Regions from separate parts of the Homo sapiens genome. Here region 2 is linked to region 1. Evidence: chromatin contacts called from ENCODE Hi-C or POLR2A ChIA-PET data. All regions are on one chromosome and are shown on one strand. Each heading gives the region's core, a stretch centred on a gene start or an enhancer-like site at or near the end of the contact. The rest is flanking DNA. Distances are from core to core; before and after follow the strand shown.

Region 1 (5,357 bases), core at 743-3,242:
CAAAGCCTTTGCAAAGTTTAGTGCTCTATGGTCGAAGGAGTAGCAGATTCTAACATTAATCCACAGGCTTCTAGGAAGCTGATGGAAAAGAATGAAGCCCCATGTAGCTAGGTCTGCTTCCTGCCATTATTCTGTGGTGGAGAGGAAGCAGGGGTTCTCTGTGTGGATCCTTTGCAAGGAGGACCCATTAATGAAGGCAAAAATGAACATGGCTGGCGTGAGGTGGCATATGAAAAAGAGGAACTACAGAAATTTTCACACTTCCAAATGTGTTCCATGTAAAGGGCTACCTTATCTGCAGGTTCATTTTATAGTACGGTGTCATTAGTTATCACTCACTTGGCTCTCCTGCTGCTTCACACATTGTTCCTTACCCATTTCCTTTGGTGTTTCATCCTCCTCTCCCTGACTTTATGAGGTTGGAGTAGGCCAGAGCTCTGTCTTTGCTTTTCTTCTCTTCTTTATGCTCACTCTCTGTGTGGCCTCCTTCAGGCTCATGGGTTTAAGTGCCATCTATTGTGAATCTCCAGTCGAAAATGCTCCCCAACAATAGAGATTTTTTTATTTAACTGCCTACTGGAATCTCTACTTGGGTGTCTAAATACATCTCAAACTCAGAAAAATCCAAACTGAGCCTCTGATGCCCATGCCTCTGTCCCCTGAGGTGTCTCATACAGCCTTTTCCATCACTATTGATGGTCACTTCATCTTTCCATTTATTCAGGACAAAACAAAATTGAGTCTTCTTTTTCTTATGCTCTATATCCAATCTGTTAGAAAATCCTGTTTGTTTTCTATTTAAAATATATTCAGAGTCTAATTGTTTTCCATTGTTTCCACTATTACTGCTCTGCTCCAACCCACTGTCATTTCTTATATGAATGATTTCAATAGTTTCCTAATAGAACTTGTTTTTATAAGCCCAACCCCACTAAGTGAAGCCAGAGCTTAGCAGACAGATTGGTCCTTTCACCATGTATGTCAGATTACAACACTCAAATCTTGTCTCTGTTTTACTCAAAACTCTCCAATGCCTCTTCACACAATGGCCTACTAGGATCTACATCATCTGCCTGAACTACTCCTCTCTTGACATTATCTCTAACCAATTTCCCCTCGTTTATTCTACTCCAGCCACAATGCTGTTCTCAAATACTTAAGCAAATTTCCACCATATGGCTTCTGCACCGTTTGTTCGCTCTGCTTGATTATTCTTCCGCTATATATCCACATAGCTAACTCCTCACCTGTTTCTCAAATGTCACTTTCTCAATAAGCTGTACCATGCCCCTATTTAAGAGAGTGGTCCACCCCCACCAGTCCACCACTCCTGCTCATTGTCCATTCCTTTCACCCTACTTTAGTGCCACACACACACACCTGCTGCACTATAGCATTCCCAGCTTCCAGCAGATAGTACTTCTTTTTTTAATTTTCTAACTTCCTTCCCATAATAGAAATATAAGCTTCATGAAGAGAATGATCTTTGTCTTTTTTTTTTTTTTGGTAAATTTCTGATGTACTCTAACTGTTACCAGGGGGTCCCAGTTACCCCCCAAAATGGGCCTTTTCCTGTTCAGTGTCACAAGCAAGTATACGAAACTGAAAGTGAGCATTAGACAGTACAGGCTTTATCTGATGGCCATAAAATGCAGAAGTGGGAGTGTGGCTCTCAAATCAACTTATCACCTCCTGAGAGAGAACCAGGGAGTTACAGATATAGGGTATCTTCAGTGAAGGGGCTGGGCATTAAAAGCAAGCAGGGGAATATTTATGCTTTTCTTGGTAAGGAATGGAGATTTCCTAGGAGTCGCCTCTTTTCTGTCATTTTTTCATTTCTTCTGGTCATTGTCATGGTGATTATCAACTGTCAAGGCATCCAGGGGTGAGTCATTTGTCATGAAAATTGGATTACAATGAAGCTAGAGATTCATCAGAGGTCAAGCAAACTGCCAACATGGATTTCGCAAGTTTCAACTGGTTTAGTTCTAAGAATAAACTTTTGATCACAGACATGCTGTTTCCTAACAAAGTTAAGGCTGAGTAGGAATTCAGCTGTGTCATGTAGACATTGCCTTGGGCAACAAAAGCAGGGTAGGGGTCCAGCTAAGTCACATAGGCCCTGCAGCCGGTAATAGGAATTCAGCTATGTCATGTAGACATTGCCTTGGGCAACAAAAGCGGGGTAGGGGTCCAGCTAAGTCACATAGGCCCTGCAGCCGGTAATAGGAATTCAGCTATGTCATGTAGACATTGCCTTGGGCAACAAAAGCGGGGTAGGGGTCCAGCTAAGTCACATAGGCCCTGCAGCCGGTAACATAACCACAGACTCAGAGCAGGTGCTTAGTAAATATTTGCTGAATTACTGAATTGGAATTTTACATATTTATAAAAATTATTTAGATTCAGTGTTACCACTTAATGTCTAATTTTTCCCAGGCTTTATACTTAATAAAAGCAAGTATTATGTCCATCTTGTTCACTATTATACCTGTAAACTAGGCATGCTGACCAATATATAATAGGTACTCAAAGAATATTTGCTGAATGTGTAATCACCAAGGACAACAATGACAGATCTTTTAAAATTACTCAAAAACCATATATAGAAAAAAAATCGACAATGTGATTTAATCATGACTAATTCTGGATTTTGAATCCTCTCACCAAAGCACTCCTTTTCCTAGGGCAGATCATGTTACTCCACAAAGGAGCATAAAAGTGGCCAAGTTGTATGCCTTTCCCATAGTTCACACATTAGTCAATCTCAGTCAATCCATTAGTAAATCTTACTGAGAACTTGGGCAGACCTTGTTAACTTTCAGAGACCCTGGCCTTGATTCATAGAAATAGTCAGATGCCTGATCTATGGGTCTAATACCTATATTCCTCATTTGGCAATTAACCTGGAACAATATTGTATTAATTCTAATAATCTTTTAATTTTGTGTTGTTATTCAACTCATGTTTTCTTTTCTTATGTATGTGCACATGCATTTGTTGCATTTCCTCTGAGTAGTTCACAAACTGCTTGAGATCAGGAACTACATCATATTTCTTTGAATCTTAATTACATAATTTTTTGTTTCTTGGGTTTGGATTGCATGGTCATAGGTTCAGCCGTAACTTGAATGTCTATAATTCCTAAATCAAGCTAACGTTAAAAATACAGATGTCGCCAGTAATGTTAATAAATATTTTCCAAACATTCCGATTACCCAGAAGGGACCTAGAAAAAAGGTCAACAAAATTGATCTATGTCAATATTACCAGAATTATGAAACATCCCAAAAGTAGGAAAAGGATTTACGTATAGGGTCCTAGCATTGGGTAAGCATAGAAGGAGACAAGGCTACATATATATAAGCCAAAGCAAACAAAAGTCTGACAAAACCCCTGTGGTTTTAGGAAAACATAAAATATACAGCAATTAGACAAGAACAAGGGGTCATAACAGGCCTTAGCTACGCCAGCCTAGCAAATCCCTTGAAAAAACTGAGCTTGAAATGGTGAAATTCTAAGGATGTACTCCTAAAATAGTCTGCTTTAAATTCAAATCTCCAAGAATACTTGACAATAAGGCTCAAATACTTTAAAAAAGTAATATAAAGATATTCATAAAATTCAACCAATAGCATTATTCATTCTCATTTTTTCTTTCTGAAGGAAATAAAAAGAAACATTAACTTTGCTAGAAAACCAAAGCCCTGAAGGGATATTAGATGGAAGACTCATTTCACAAAGATCCGAATTGCCTGCAGGTTACTGCTGATCTAATTTGAAGTAATAATTTAAGAGAGAAAAGCTATCTATCTCATTATCTGCAACTTTTCATCAAATTATTCTTGAGGGTGCTACAATTATTTTCCATTATGTACTTTGTAAATTAATGTTTAAGTACCACAAAGAAAAGAGTGGTATTTCAGAGTAAAATTTTATTGGATTTTGTTCATCTTCAATTATTGAACCTGCATGATAGAAATGATAATAGAATGTTCTCTTCTTCCAACACTGAAGTGGTATTAATGAACCATTAATATCATCTTTCAAACAAAGAGCTTTCTACTTCTGTGCTCCTGCTCAGTTTGCGTCGAATTTTTCTGCTGTTCTAGCATAGAACAGCTCTTCCAGAGCCTAGAGAGAAAAAACTTCAGGGTAAGCCTGCTGTATGTTTCAAAAATATTCCATAACACTTAAGATGGCAACTCCTGTCCCTCACCTCTCCTAGGTCATTATCTAGGGCTTAATGTAATATAAGATCAAACAGCTATACATTAAAGAGACTATTTAGCTAGAAAGATATCATTTCTATTTGTCATGGAGGGAAATCGCATTGTTATTTCAGAAAATGTTTTATTCCAGAGGAGCAAAAGGTTTTCCACAGAGGTCTAGGCAGTTGTATTTGTACTACAGGAAGCCTCTTACCTTCTACAGACATGAGTCTTTGTCACATATAGCCTTTTAAATATTATGACAGTTTTATTCATAACATACGAAAACCACAAACCATGGGTTGATTGATTAAATCATAAAGGCATCTGTTGTGATAAGAAGGAATTCTTCAGCCGGGCGCGGTGGCTCACGCCTGTAATCCCAGCACTTTGGGAGGCCGAGGCGGGCGGATCACGAGATCAGGAGATCGAGACCATCCTGGCTAACACGGTGAAACCCCGTCTCCACTAAAAATACAAAAAATTAGCCGGGCGTGGTGGCGGGGGCCTCAGCTACTCGGGAGTCTGAGGCAGGAGAATGGTGTGAACCCGGGAGGCGGAGTTTGCAGTGAGCGGATATCGCGCCACTGCACTCCAGCCTGGGGCACAGAGGGAGACTCCGTCTCAAAAAAAAAAAGAATTATTCGTATCTTTCTAAAACTAAGTTCACATTTTTTTTTTCATTTTGAAAAGGTAGGTAAAATAAATGACAATTTACACAGTCACAGGTTCAGTCATTTTCAAGAGAATCATCCTGTGTCAGCCTTACCCAAAATTACGTTACTAGCTTAAGTCAATGGAGCTGCAATGTCCGCAAAAGTCACTTACTGAAGACCCATATTAAAATTAATGTAATTCTAGAAAAAGGTAAACCATGAAACTATTATCAATATATTTTCATAAGATATATTAAATCAACTAACCAGTCACTTTACAATACCTTGTGGAAATGGGAAAATGAACTGACGAGTGAGTTTTTCATGAGAGAGTCGACTCAAAATGTGCCCACTGGTTAGTACACAATCTGAGAAGACAAGGGCAGCACTACAGAGGGGCCTTGCTCAATCAGGAATCACATGAAGGCAGTGGGATATATCATGCTGGAAGGAGAAGACACCAAGAAAACAAGAATAGTCCCAAACAGGT
Region 2 (5,357 bases), core at 1,113-3,612, 670 kb after region 1:
GGGGTAGGAGTACAATGGCTTGGCAAAAGGACAGTCATTACTGGCTATGATATAAATTTTTATGCTCCAGTCTATAATCCAAGAATATGTCATTTTGTTCAATCCACTTTAGCATCTAATTGGGTAAAAGTGAAAACTCAGTCCTCTTATTTGGGGCTTTTAAACAATGTCTTAGGGATTTATAAAGTTCCCAGAGTTTCAGAGTTAGGAACACTCAGTTTAAGGCAAAGCCAGGTATTCTTTCCTCATTTTGGAACTGTTTCTTACTCAGAAGCTAAAGAAAAATATTCATTAATCCCTACCAGTTTTTCACATACTAATGTGAAATGCAGAGGCATTTTAGATTGATGCCTCATCACTTAGTCATTCATAAATGTTAGAACATTCAGCTCAAAAATAGATAAAGTTCTCGCCCTGTTTATTATTTCTGATCATTCCATTGTCTACAGCAGCAAGTCCACGGCCCACCAGATCAGCTGACTGCTGTTTTTAGTGTCTATACAAATTTTTCTCTTCACAGTTTTCTAAAATGTATCTGCCAACCAATGGTGACATAAAATTAGTAAGCATTAAGGAAATAAACTGAGGACTAGTTATTTCCCCCATATAGAAGGTGGTAAAAGCTACGATTTAAAATGAAGGGCCACGCGCAGTGGCTCATGCCTGTAATCCCAGAACTTTGGAAGGCCCAGGCAGGTGGATCACCTGAAGTCAGGAGTTTGAGACCAGCCTGGCCAACATGGTAAAACCCTGTTTTTACAAAAATATTTTTAAAAATTAGCCGGGTGTGGTGGCACATGCTTGTAATCCCAGCTACTTGGGAGGCTGAGGCAGGAGCATCACTTGAACCCGGGAGGCGGTGGTTGCAGTGAGTCGAGATTGCACCACTGCACTCCAGCTTGGGCGTCAAGAATGAAACTCTGTCTCAAAAATAAAATAAAATAAAACATTTCATTTTATGTTCAGATTGTAGAAGCATAGGACAGATATAATGAATAAAAGGTAAGTAAAATGACATTTGAGAAACACGAGGAGGAAAAGCAACCAACATTTCTCGGGCATTGAGGAATATGTCCTGTAGTTCCCACACTAGCCTGTGATTAGTGGCTAATCTAGCTGCATTGTCTTCAGCAGAGTGTCCTTAACCAAATCTGTTGGTTCCACCTACACAATGATGGTCCCTGGAACCAACGGTAATCCCATTTCCTCTGTGCGCTTTTCTTTATAATTGATTGTTCTTCCTCTGCATAACTACATATACTTCTCTTGTCTACATGTCCGTTAATAGCCTAACTTCCTCTTCTCTTTTGTTTGTAATTTGGGTGTGTCCATGTTACTTAGCAAATGTATTTCTTAAAAGTTTGTATATCAAATATTTATGAACTTAGTCATAGTATAAATGTACTGGTGAAATTGCCGTTTAAAGACATCTTTGATGAATGCTATTATAAGGTAAAAATCCTGAAAGTAGGCCTGGCACGGTGGTTCACGCCTATAATCCTAGCACTTTAGGAGGCCGAGGCAGGTGGATCACCTGAAGTCAGGAGTTCAAGACCAGCCTGGGCAACATGGTGAACCCCGTCTCTACAAAAAAAACAAAAATTAGCTGGGCGTGGTGGCAGGCACCTGTAATCCCAGTTACTCAGGAGGCCGAGGCAGGAGAATCATTTGAACCCGGGAGGCGGAGTTTGCTGTGAGCCAAGATCACATCATTACACTCCAGCCTGGGCTGGAGTCATGAAGGAAGAGGCCCCATGAATGAGATTAGTGCCCTCATAAAAGAGACTCCAGGCCAGGCATGGTGGCTCACACCTGTAATCCTAGCACTTTGGGAGGCTAAGGCAGGAGGACTGCTTGAGATCAGAAGTTCCAGACCAACCCGGCCAACATAGTGAGACCCCATCTCTATTTTTTCAAAAATAATTAAAAACCAAAAAATTACAATTAACAGAAAGGAGACAACAGATAACTCATGGCCCTATCTGCCCTGTCTGTGAGGAAGCAGGCCCTCACCAGACACCAGTCCTTTGATTTTGGACTTCCCAGCTCCAGAACTGCGAGAAATAAATTGCTTTTCCTTATAAGCCACCCAGTCTATAGTAATTTGTTATAGCAGCCCAAACTAAGACACGAACTTTCCAAACCTACTTTTACTTTTTTTTTTCCTAAGCAAGACATCTTAAGCATTGTTATTCTTTGGATACCTAAGTTTTAGCTCACCGCAGATGGTTATGAAGGGAGTCTCGACCTTCATCACAGACTCATTGAGTTTTCTTGGCATCAGTCTGCAGCATTCTTACTTTTAAGTTCACAGTACTCTCTTTTTATGAGTCATATAACTTTAAATGCACTGACAGTTTCATCATCATTATCATAGTTTTAGCATGTAGAGTTTAGTTTAGGCTCTCTTTGAATTCACTGAAACCACCTGGTCCTAGAAACAACTAAACAAAGGTGTTTATATTGGAAGCACTCAAAAAGATCAAATGTCAGGGTCAAATCCTGTTTGTTGTTTTCTTCATTCTTTTAGCATTTCTGGTGAATGAGGTATGCAAGAACTGAAGAATACATGCTCTAACTGATGGGAAAGAGAAAGAAGGCAAACGACATCTTATTTCAGTCATTTAAAAATCACAAAGTTTCAAATGAAAAGGAGAATCCCCTAAAACCACCACTTGGTGTCACTGCTGTAGCTCAGCCCCCACTTCAGAGGAGAAAAGAAGCCGGTGCCCTCCTAAATCAGTCGCAGGAAAAGAAAAACAAGGGGAATAATGTTATATATTTTCATGGATTTTTTAAAAGGTAATCTTTTATTTTATTTTCTTTTATTTTATTTATTTATTTTATTTTGACTGAGTCTTGCTCTATCACCCAGGCTGGAGTGCAGGGGCGCAATCTCAGCTCACTGCAACCTCTGCCTCCTGGGTCCTGCCTCAGCCTCCTGAGCAGCTGGGATTACAGGCAACCGCCACCACGCCCGGCTGATTTTTGTATTTTTAGTGGAGACAGGGTTTTGCCATGTTGGTCAGGCTGGTCTAGAACTCCTGACCTCAGGTGATCCTCCGGCCTCGGCCTCCCAAAATGCTGGGATTACAGGCATGAGCCACCACACCCGGCTTCAATTTTAAATTGGGTTATTCCATCATGTTTCTTTTTCTTGCTCTGTAGAGAGAGGAGAATTACAAGAAGGGGCTGAACAGATACTACTGGACACAGGCAAACATTTAGGGCCCATTTCTGCCATTCTCAAATGTAGATTTGCATCAAAATTCATCTAAGGATCTTTTTAAACACACAGATCACTGGATTCCACCCTGGAACTAAGAATCAGAGTCACTGGGGTGGGGTACAGGCATTTATATTTTTATAAGTTTCTCAAAGTGATTCTGAATATTAGTGAGGTTGAGAAATCTCTGTTCTACTTTGCCCTACATCTCTCTTAATTTATAATATTAGAGAATGAAAGCTGACCTCTCTGATTCTATAAAACCCAACAATTTTATATTTTCACATCCTCACATGTCACTCAAAATGAAGTTTTGGATGTACACTATCCTTCACTCATCCCTTCTTTCTTTCACCTTCTTTTCTTCATGTCACCTCTTTATTTTTCTCTTCCTTAATTATTATATAGTGTATACTCGCTTCATAACAATAATTATATATTATGCTTTACTTACATGTCTATTTTCTAACTGAAGGAAAACTGAGCTGGCCTCACATCCCTTTGTTATTTGATTCTCTCTTCTATGATGAGCACTATCTTAGTTGCTCATCAGCAGCATTATTCCTCATTAAAAAACAAAAAACATCCTTTGTTGGCCAATTATATGCCTGATTCTATATAAAACATTTCACATACACATATTTTTTCACAAAACTCTATGTGGATAGTACCATTAACACACCTTTACAGATGAAGAAATTTAAGCCAAAATAATGCCACTCCACCCTTAATTAACTCAGTCTTAAAGTCTGAAATACTAATGCAAATACCTTGTCTGGTTTTCACTCTCTCCTCTAGATGCTGCTTTGTCTCACTAGAACTATCACCTTGCTGCTGACCAATTAATTGTCCAGTGTGCAGACTTCAAGGAAAATTAGACTAAAAGTTAAATATAAAAAGCTCTATATAATGGCCGGGTGCAGTGGGTCACACCTGTAATCCCAGCATTTTAGGAGGCCGAGTGGGTGATCACTTGAGGTCAGGAGTTCAAGACCAGCCTGGCCAACATGGTGAAACCCCATCTCTACCAAAAAATACAAAAATTTGCTGGGCATGGTGGTGTGCACCTGTAGTCCCAGCTACTTGGGAGCCTGAGGCACAAGAATTGCTTGAACCCTAGAAGCCGAAGTTGCAGTGAGCTGAGATCATGCCACGCCACTACTCCAGTCTGGGCAATAGAGTGATACCCTGTTTCCAAAAAAAAAAAAAAAAAAAAAAAAAAAAGCTCTATGTAATGACATAAGATGCAATCTTCTTGATGAGTAGTATTGTTTTTGGTTGCTAGGGAAGAAAAGCCAGGGGCAAACCACAGAACTGTAAGCCAACTGCCCTTTAATAATCCAATAAACTTAAGATATTTCACAATATTTTGCTGGGAGTGAGGGACAGAACAACCTGTACATTGGACAAAGAACCCAATAAGTGACCCCCACCTTTGGATAATAAATTGAAGGTGTTGAAGTTGATGTATTTTTGTTTGATAAATCTTGTAGTCTTTCAATAACAGTACATTTTAGCTCTTCTGTAGGAAATGTCAACAATCTCAAATTTCTTGCCTGCTTTCAGACTTCAAAGGAGATGGGTGACTAAAAACAGACTCACCCAACCAATCATTTATGTAAGAAATACTGATTTGATTTTAGCACACTGCCTAATTCTGCCTTCTTCCTGACACAACAACTGGGAAGAATATCAAAGCAAAAATTGCATTGCTAAGTCTGATAATAGCCAAAATAATGATTATACTAGCACCAGATACTCGAAACACTGCCAACAGAAAGAAAACAGATATTGTTCATTTTGCTTACTTGAGTAAAACCGAAAAAGAAATTCTGAATCCCTGCCGAGTGCTAGGGCCTATATCTGGTGATCATCCAGCTGTGATTTTTTTTTAATTGAGGTGACATTTATATAACATAAAATTAACAGTCTTAATTCAATGGCATAATTACACTCACAGTGTTGTACAACCACCACATCTAACTAGTTCCTAACTGTTTTTTATCACCCCAAAAGGAAACCCTATACCCATTGAACAGTCACTCCCCATTCCCTTCCCCTCCAGCCCCTGGCAACCACCAATCTGCTTTCTGTCTCTATGGGTTTACCTATTCCAGATGTTTCATATAAA

What was found. A loop is a pair of places that touch in the nucleus more often than their neighbours do. ChIA-PET counts read pairs that join two places held with the same protein, here RNA polymerase II (POLR2A). Pooled maps may share reads with other maps.
Region 2: a pooled map shows a loop between it and region 1 (4-fold over the local background). The contact joins two enhancer-like sites. A Hi-C loop is called at or near these places in 1 of 37 single-sample maps with no recorded cell type and 3 of 50 pooled maps. POLR2A ChIA-PET finds 5 or more read pairs at or near these places in 1 of 52 experiments (PC-9).

Annotation. Positions count from the first base shown.
Region 1 is chr12:33,584,831-33,590,187 of GRCh38, reverse strand. No RefSeq gene overlaps it. Among named protein-coding and RNA genes, the nearest start is that of SYT10, 150 kb to the right of the region's middle. RefSeq lists a cis regulatory region at 1,446-2,314 and an enhancer at 1,660-2,580. Within about 2 kb of position 1,992, at least 5 of the 41 ENCODE cell types and tissues checked have a DNase peak (open chromatin) inside an H3K27ac peak, as active enhancers do; they include PC-9, where a contact is called at or near this core.
Region 2 is chr12:32,916,641-32,921,997 of GRCh38, reverse strand. No RefSeq gene overlaps it. Among named protein-coding and RNA genes, the nearest start is that of PKP2, 23 kb to the right of the region's middle. Within about 2 kb of position 2,362, at least 4 of the 41 ENCODE cell types and tissues checked have a DNase peak (open chromatin) inside an H3K27ac peak, as active enhancers do; they include PC-9, where a contact is called at or near this core.